Regions from separate parts of the Homo sapiens genome. Here regions 2 and 3 are each linked to region 1. A link is a contact called in ENCODE Hi-C or POLR2A ChIA-PET data. All regions are on one chromosome and are shown on one strand. Each heading gives the region's core, a stretch centred on a gene start or an enhancer-like site at or near the end of the contact. The rest is flanking DNA. Distances are from core to core; before and after follow the strand shown.

Region 1 (2,817 bases), core at 318-2,817:
ATACTGTAATTAAAACTTGCAATCTGAGAGACTGTTGAAAAAGGTGATCGTTGGCTTTTCAACAGGGAGTAAGGTCTGGTTTAAAAAAAAATTAGTAAGCATTTGGCCAAGTAGATTAACAACATTCAGTTTTTCTTTACTGTCCTTATGCTTTTACTATTTTTAACATATATCTTTTTGAAGAATAGTTTGAGAATTATGTATGCTTAACTATGAGATACAGATACTATTGAAACTAGTCAGTTGTTTATAGGTACTTGTAAAATTAAAAATATATTCCAATAGCATGCAGATTTTTCATAGAGGAAATTTGAAAGCATGGAAGCACCTGAATTTACAGTACTCTGTATTAGTGGCATCACAAGTTTTTAAGCAAATGTATTAGCTCTAATTGCATACACTTAATCTTTTAAGCTTTGGTTTTATTATTATAATATGGGGGTGATAACAGTATCTACTTAATAGAATTCTTGTTATTACATGAAATAATTAATGTTAAACACAGCATAATATGTGTCACATTATAAAGATTCAGGCAATGTTTGTTAGTATTAGTACTTTTTTTTCTTCCTAAGTGCAAAAGATAACTTTATATCACTTTTAAACTTTTCTTTTAGTTGTGCTGAAAGACATTATGACACCGCCAAATTTAATTGCAGAGGTAGGTATGAATGTACTGTACTATGTTGTATAACTTAAACCCGATAGACTGTATCTTACTGTCATAACAATAATGAGTCATCCAGATTATCGAGTGAGATACATATTTAAGAATTATCTTTAAAAATTTCAAAAATTTTAATTTTACTGTTGTGTTTTAGGAAAAAGTATTGCATAAAGCTATTAATATTGTCAGGAAGACTAAAGTGCAGCATAGACTAAGAATTAGGAAAATTCCTAGACTAAAAATAGTATAAGGAGAGGGTTTACCTACTATTTGAGGCAGTTGGTCTAATAGTAAGCAATCACAGGGAGAAAGCAGAACTACTTAACTCTTCTGTGTTGAGGAATGACATAAAAGGTAGGAAAGGATATAACAAATGTTGATAAGAGGAGTCTGATGGATGAGAGGAGGGAACTGCTTTAAATGAGTTTCTACTTCAGACATAAGTTAATTCTCAGAGCCCACAAAAACTTTCACTTTTATTTGTGAAATACAACTCAGTTCTCATGGCTTAACACTTTAAACCATGAGAAAACTGAAGAGTTGAGAAGCTTGGCAGATGCTGCTGTGATAGTCAAAAAGAAAGTGGGTGCCATGAGCTACTATTGATGTATTTGCCATTGATCCCTCCTGAAAATCTAGAATGGACTTTCAGACAAATGGTTTGAAAATTCTAAATCACTAATGATTGAGATTTAGTATAGGTTTACTAAGAACGGGTTTTTTTTGTTTTTGTTTTTGGTGGATTTAGGCTGTTGCTTACTAAGCAAAGCAGGCTTTAGTTGAGGTTTATCTTGCTTTAAACAGATATTTAACAGATTTTCCTGGAGGTTTTTGTGTACCACTGGGAAAATGAAGTTAGGCAGATGACTAAGTGAAAGCTGTCCTGCTGACTCCTTATAATGATAGTCATTGTCTACCAGAAGATCTCTCCTGTCACACCAAAGGATAATTGATTATATCCTGTACCATATTATGAGTCACCTGATTGGAGATATAAGACATACTTCTCACATATTTAGATGACACAGGTTAGTACATTGAATATCAGCCAGGGTTTTTAAGGATCTTAATAGAGTGGAACTAAGGTAGAAACTATTAAGAGCAATTAATAGTGATATATCTATAGTCCTGTTTCTAAACAAGTTTTTTTAAAAACCTCAACTCTGACTATAGTGAACAGAGAAGTCTTGGACTCTTACAATTCATGTGAGAAGACCTGAAACTTTGATAACAATTATATACATTTTGTGAGTAATTTCTTTGGTGTATGCCTTCACATATCTCTGGTATGTGACCTATGCTGCAGTCCATTGAGCATAGATTCCCAGAATGTATTCTCCTGCAGAAAATGGAGGAAAATAATACTTGGCTTCCCTAATGATTACATGTGTATACAACACTAACATTTGCAAGACCACCTTTAAATAACACACTTAGCATTTTTATTTTATGAAATGTAATATGTAGTTCTTTGCATAGTTTATCCTATTAGTAATCTATTCTGTCTTTGGAATATGTTTTGTGATGATGAAATAAATACTATAAATAGTATTATTCCTTTTGCATTGAGAGTCCTGACGAAATGTCCATGTGACAGTTCATTTTGGGTTTAGCTCTACCTCTAATATGTGACCTATGCTACCAGTCCGTATAGCGTAAATTCCCAGAATATATCCTCCTGAATAAAATGGGGGAAAATAATACCTGGCTTCCTTAATGATTATATTTAAGACTTATCAAGAGACTATTTTCTATTTAACAATTAGAAAGTTAAGCAATACATTATTTTTCTCTGGAATCCAGTGTTTCTTTTAAATACCTGTTAAGTTTGTATGCAACATTTCTAAAGTTACCTACTTGTTAATTAAAAATTCAAGAGTTTTTTTTTCTTATTCTGAGGTTATCTTTTTACCACAGTTGCACAATATCCTTTTGAAGACCATAACCCACCACAGCTAGAACTTATCAAACCCTTTTGTGAAGATCTTGACCAATGGCTAAGTGAAGATGACAATCATGTTGCAGCAATTCACTGTAAAGCTGGAAAGGGACGAACTGGTGTAATGATATGTGCATATTTATTACATCGGGGCAAATTTTTAAAGGCACAAGAGGCCCTAGATTTCTATGGGGAAGTAAGGACCAGAGAC
Region 2 (2,817 bases), core at 200-2,699, 220 kb after region 1:
AACTGACCCCTCCATCCAGAATCAATTACTCCATCTTCTGAGCCATCCCCAGTACTAGGTGCATCAATGCACTTGCCTCATTATTGTTCTTAGAAAAACATTTACAGAATGCTTATACACATTAGGCTCTATTCTAGTGCTTTAGATATAGTAAGCAATTACTGAAACCTCATAACCATCCAATGAGGTAGGTACATTTGTATGTTGCTGAATTGGGCCATAGTTCCTCAGTTTCTATTTAGAAAATAAGGTCTCAGTTTCAGCTGATTTTAGTGCTAAAGTTTTAGAGCTGGGGCTGTGATTTAGGGAGGAGTGGGGACAACAAAGAACAGAGAGGGAAAGCCATTTGATAACAAAGAGATCCTCACTTCAAGGATAACCAGTTCCTCTCTACTACAGGAGATATCTTCTGGAACATTAAGGTGTGAAGAGGGGAGACTAAGATAAGACTTAAAAAGAGTAGGCTGCACTCATTAGGAATACTGTATTTGCTGGGCTGTATCAGCAGCAGAGGCTTCTGAAGAAATGGGCTCTCTCAGTTCGGGCCTTTGAACCCTACTCATCATCCATAATCCTACTCAAATGTCACTGTCTCTGGGAAGCCTTCTCTTTCTCCCTAGGCCTCACCTACTTAGCAGATTATCAAGGGCATTGTAGAATCCATCAAAGCATCTGAGGCTATTGTTGATACAGCCAGAACTCAGTCATCACTTGCTGAACACTTGAGTTTAGGCCAAGAATGAGAGAGATCTTGGAGAATCTTCCTGGGGTGGTTCTTCAAAGAAACTGCAATCTTTGCCTGCATAATCACCTCACTTCTCCACCTGGTTATGGCCATGGGAACATGACCACCATGTGCTACTAGAAAAACTTGCATCCATCTCCTATCACATCTTTTTTTCCGCAGAAGATTACTGAGATTGTGAAGTATGAAATCATGCTTCACCCACCACCACTCCAGTGATGGATGTGCCAGCGTATGTGTGTGTGTGTGTGTGTGTGTACTGCTGAACTGTCCTAGTGAAGTCCCATCTCACCAGACACCTCTCTGTGTATCATGTGACAGTTTCTTCGTTTAGAATACGGGGCCAGAGCAATGTTTGCCATCCAGGAAGCTGTGGAGAAGAGCCACAACGTGCCAAACCCAAGTGAGCATGCTAAGGAACAAGCAGTGATAACGTTATCCCAGGAGCAAAGTTCTGGTCAATTTAGTCTATAATTAGGTCAAGTTCTCTCCCACTTCCACCTCTGGTGTGTCTCTAGGAAATAATTTGCCTACCATGGTTATGTTGGGGCAGTCTCTGTTCTTCTGGACAGCCTTGGGGTGTAGCCTATGAAATAGGCCAGGATGAGCAGTCTGTATGAGCTCTTGGCTCATTGTTTAGGCTCAGTAATAGCAACCACATGGCACTGCAGAGGCCTTGCCATGCCTGGAGGGCTTGGGCCCTGCTCTTATCCAACAAGATCTGACTACAGCCAGACTGAAAGTGACATGGCCTGCTTAGTAACCTTCAATATCCTCTTACGGGATTCTCTGACTCAGAACTCACAGACAGGATGTGATCTCAGCTCCTCACATACCTTCCAGGCACATGGGCATGGTTGCATGTTTCCTCCAGTTTTAATTGGGGTGAGAAAAAATACTAAACATGTGTGTGTAGGAGACCAAGAGGAATTTCTTAGGGAGGATCTTGAAGATCCTTGGGGAGCTCCAGAGGACAGAGCTTTTGCTTCCTGACTTTTTGCTCTATTGTCTAGATCCCAGTAATTTATCCAGAGGTAACTATGGGCTTCTGGCTGGTCTCCCTGCCTTGAGTCTCTTAACCCCTCATTATCTGCCCAGAAATGTTAGAGACACCACCCTCAAGCACTGTTTCTTTCTGTCAAACCAAGTCTTCCCTCCCACATCCATTCTGGTCAGCAAAGTTATCTATTAACTTACCTGTATTCCATCTTCCCTACCTCTTACCATTCCTTCCTTTTGCTTCTCTATGGCCCGTTGGTCAGTCCCCTTGTAGTTCACCTCCTATAGCTCACCAGTTCTTCCAACTCAAAGTGGAATTTAATCCTTACTGGGAAGGCTTGCTTGTTCCACAGAGACCTTCCTAAAAATACTACCATCAGCACCAGCATCACTACCATCATCGATTTAGCACATCCTTCATGCCGGGCATTGTGTGAAGGACCTTACATGAATTATTCCATTTAATCCTCGTAGTAATCTTATAAAATAGTTACTATTATTATTTCCACTTTATGAAGGAGAAAACAGAGGATCAAAGAGATTAAGCCAGTGGTCAAAGACCTCAAGCGTATTAATTTCTAGCTCAAAGGTTTGAGTTTAGAATTGTGTGACATCAAAATGGACTCTTAACTGTGATGATATAAAGTTTCCCTATCCAAACCCATGTGCTTATTTTCTTTCCTTGAATTCCTTCAGTGTATATGTTTAGGATGCCATCTTTGGGCATTTGAATTGTTGGAGACTGGGAGGAATTTTTTAAGATTAGATGGTCTAACACTTTTTTTTAGTAGTTGATAAAACTAGCCTAGGCAACATACCAAGACCCTGTCTCTACAAAAAATAGAAAAATTAGCCAGGCATGGTGACACACACCTGTCCTTCCAGCTACTTGGGAGGCTGAGGCAGGAAGATTGCTTGAGCCTGGGAGGTTGAGACTGCAGTGAGCCATAATCGCGACATTGCACTCCAGCATGGGCAACAGAGCGAGATGCTGTCTCAAACAAACAAAAACAAACAACAAAAAAGACAAAGAAGAAACTGAAAATTAGAAGGACAAAGAGACGTATCTAGGA
Region 3 (2,817 bases), core at 228-2,727, 180 kb after region 1:
TATGGAAGGGGCTATTTCTCTGGCTAGCATCCATTTTTCTCTGGGATTCTATTCTGGTTGGCAGGAATTTGGTTCTTCCCACCATCAAACCCTCCCGGGTCTCTTTCTTGGTTCAGTTTTTCCTAATGTACATTCACACTCTTTAATAGCTTTAACAGTGACTGTTTATAGGGGGGAAGCTGTCTTCCAACTTTGAGGTGCTATGATTTTTAGACATTTCCAAATATTCTATATAAAACACAGAACCATCAAGAGAAATTCATACCTCATCTGATCACAATCTCCTGGTTAACTTCCTTCACTGTGGACAGCGCTTGGCCTGCATATCCACACTCCTTTGCAGCCAGCAGCTGCCTCTTCTCTTGATGCTGCCTTTTCGTTGCCTAGCCAGGAACCAAGGCTCTATCTGCCCAAGGCTCTATCTGCTCTATCTTTAGAGAAGAGCCCTCAGATTCCAGGGAGCAGCAGCTCATTTTTAGTGAGGTTTCCCCTGTACCTGGGCTGGTCAAATATTCTCCCTCGGCCTTTTCTTCAAGATTTTTTTTTCCACTCGTGTGTGTGTGTGTGTGCATTCACACACATGTGCATGGCCATTGCACCCCACATAGAGCCCCAGCCTCATCCAAATTGCTGGTTCTTCTCTTCATTATTCTCTCTTTTTCTCATCCTCATCCTTCCTGGATTCTTCCAACAAATTCCAAATTTCTTTCCCATTTGGTATTTAGAAAACATAAGCTTGAACCACCAACTCAATACACTGTGAGCATCTCACAATTTCTCCAAATTCCTTGGGGATTACTGTCTTGTAATCACTCCTGGCTTCTAACTCCTGCTTTTTAAATTTGTGGCTCTATGCTTTCTGTTGTTCTAATCCATGTTGACTCATACCTGAAATTGAGCCTCTTCCCTGAGTTCACCAACACAAACAAAAATCCCCACTTATTCATGAAAGTTTGCAGAGAAGATTTTAGAGTAGACTTAAGAGGAGGATGGAGACGGTCTTATTGCAACAGCACACAGCCACATATGAAAATAGTCATCCAAGTTCTGCCTTCCCATCCCTGAGATTTTTCACTGGCCATTGCACCCCACATAGAGCCTCAGCCTCATTCAAATTGCTGGTTCTTCTCTCCAGCCTTCTCTCTTTTTTCTCATCCTCATCCTTCCTGGGTTCTCCTGACAAATTCCAATTTTTCTTTTTAGTTATGCGGAGCAATTCAACTCTTCCCTGCCTTTCTTTCCACATCTTGCTCTGGGTCCATTTTGCATATCCAAACTCATCAAGGTACGCAGCAGATTCAAAGGGTTTCTTATTTATGAAGAGCTGCTCTCCATGGAAGGCAATTGTGGTTTAAGCAGCATTTCCTTCTCCTTTGTAAGCAAGTTATTCAAGAAAAGGCCAATAGGAACTGATGCCCTGTGTGTCATCCAAATAAAGAATCCACAAAATACCAAAACTAGGAGTGGCTTTTCTGAGGACCTACTCATTGTCTACTTACTGTCTATTTTGAGAGGGCAAATGGCTCAAAGAATCCTATGAGCCACTGAAATCAAACTGACAAAGCTTTTAGAGTCACTTTGCCTCCATAGGGCAACTAAGAGCCCCTGAGCTCTGTTTGCCCTTCTACTGGGGGTGTCTTTCCATCCTGGGTGAACTAGCAGTTTTCATGAGCTTTTCTCAGCATGAAACTTATTAAAAACAAAACAAAACAAAGAAAAGAAATCATCTTTCCACCTTTTGCACTGGCAGCGGTAGAGCTGTGTTGGCAAGGGAAGATTTACTGGGCCTGGAGTTGTTCTTGGAGCAGGTTGCTCTGTGGAGGGAATCTAGGAGTGAGAAAGAAATCAGAGTCATAGAATGTGCCAGTGGAGGGGTCCTCAGACAGCCCACAGAGAAGCGCCTCCCTTTGTAGCTGAGGAATCCTAAGCCCAGAGCAGTGAAGCGACTTATTTGCCCAAGGTCACACATCAAGGCTGTGTAATTTATGGTTCATTGTTCAATCTGGCTAGGGAAGTAGGAGCCCCTTGGTCTGCCCTGGCTGCAGAAATAGGCCCACATAAGGGGTGTCGGGGCTGCTTTAGAAAACCCACAGCACTTTGAATCAAGGAAAAATGAGTCAATTGGTTCTTCTTCTTCATTCTTGAACTTTAAAAATCTGAGTTGCGGTTCAGTATTTGAGGTGGTATGTGCATTTGGCTGAGGGGGCGGAAGGTGACAGGGAGGATTCAGAAGATGGTGATTAGGTTCTTTGAGATGTCTGGGGGAGGAGGAAGAGCACGGAAGGAGGTGGGTTCCTCCCTAGTAGTGGAAAAAGAAATGTAAGTGGGTCAATTTGATGTCAGCTCTTGCCCTTCTAGACTGCAATGAAAAGAATATGCAGTCAAGTTTTTCTTTGGCAGAATGACTGCTATGTACACTGGAATCAGAGAAAAAAAATGTTGCATAGGATGGTTTGTAGTAGAGAATCTGTTGTGACCAATTTAATTCAGCTCAACAAGAAATTGTCAAGCAGTGATTATACACCCATCACAAGGTCAGATGTCTTGTGGGGAGCAGGAAGAAAGGCTCTCCAGTATCACTATATCCAAGACCTGACAGTCTTATTAAGAAATTGAGACCCACCTACATGGAACAGATAAAAAATTGGATTCAATAGCTTAAATGCCAAAAGTCTTGGTACCGAAAATGTGTATTCTGGAAAGTTATGAGGAAAGGGGTTGGGGGAGGGGTCATGAGGAAGTGAAACCTGAGCCAGAGTGAAAGCTGTTTGTTTTGGGGACTGTGTCTTCTTCTGTGTTTTCACTAGAGAGAGGCTT

What was found. Hi-C counts contacts between places; a loop is a spot of excess contacts on that map. ChIA-PET counts read pairs that join two places held with the same protein, here RNA polymerase II (POLR2A). Pooled maps may share reads with other maps.
Region 2: a loop to region 1 is called in a pooled map, with 2.3 times the contacts of the local background. The contact joins two enhancer-like sites. A Hi-C loop is called at or near these places in 2 of 50 pooled maps. POLR2A ChIA-PET finds 5 or more read pairs at or near these places in 2 of 52 experiments (GM12878 and activated CD4-positive, alpha-beta T cell).
Region 3: a loop to region 1 is called in a map with no recorded cell type, with 5 times the contacts of the local background. The contact joins two enhancer-like sites. A Hi-C loop is called at or near these places in 12 of 37 single-sample maps with no recorded cell type and 3 of 50 pooled maps. POLR2A ChIA-PET finds 5 or more read pairs at or near these places in 4 of 52 experiments (AG04450, B cell, HEK293T and 1 more).

Annotation. Positions count from the first base shown.
Region 1 is chr10:87,930,429-87,933,245 of GRCh38, forward strand. PTEN (phosphatase and tensin homolog) reads left to right here. Exons shown (of 9, transcript NM_000314.8): 4 at 618-661; 5 at 2,585-2,817. Among named protein-coding and RNA genes, the nearest start is that of PTEN, 68 kb to the left of the region's middle. Within about 2 kb of position 1,568, at least 3 of the 41 ENCODE cell types and tissues checked have a DNase peak (open chromatin) inside an H3K27ac peak, as active enhancers do; they include GM12878, where a contact is called at or near this core.
Region 2 is chr10:88,151,447-88,154,263 of GRCh38, forward strand. All of the region lies in intron 1 of LOC101929727 (a long non-coding RNA gene), which reads left to right. Among named protein-coding and RNA genes, the nearest start is that of PTEN, 290 kb to the left of the region's middle. RefSeq lists an enhancer at 1,198-1,337. Within about 2 kb of position 1,450, at least 7 of the 41 ENCODE cell types and tissues checked have a DNase peak (open chromatin) inside an H3K27ac peak, as active enhancers do; they include GM12878, where a contact is called at or near this core.
Region 3 is chr10:88,115,279-88,118,095 of GRCh38, forward strand. No RefSeq gene overlaps it. Among named protein-coding and RNA genes, the nearest start is that of PTEN, 250 kb to the left of the region's middle. Within about 2 kb of position 1,478, at least 2 of the 41 ENCODE cell types and tissues checked have a DNase peak (open chromatin) inside an H3K27ac peak, as active enhancers do.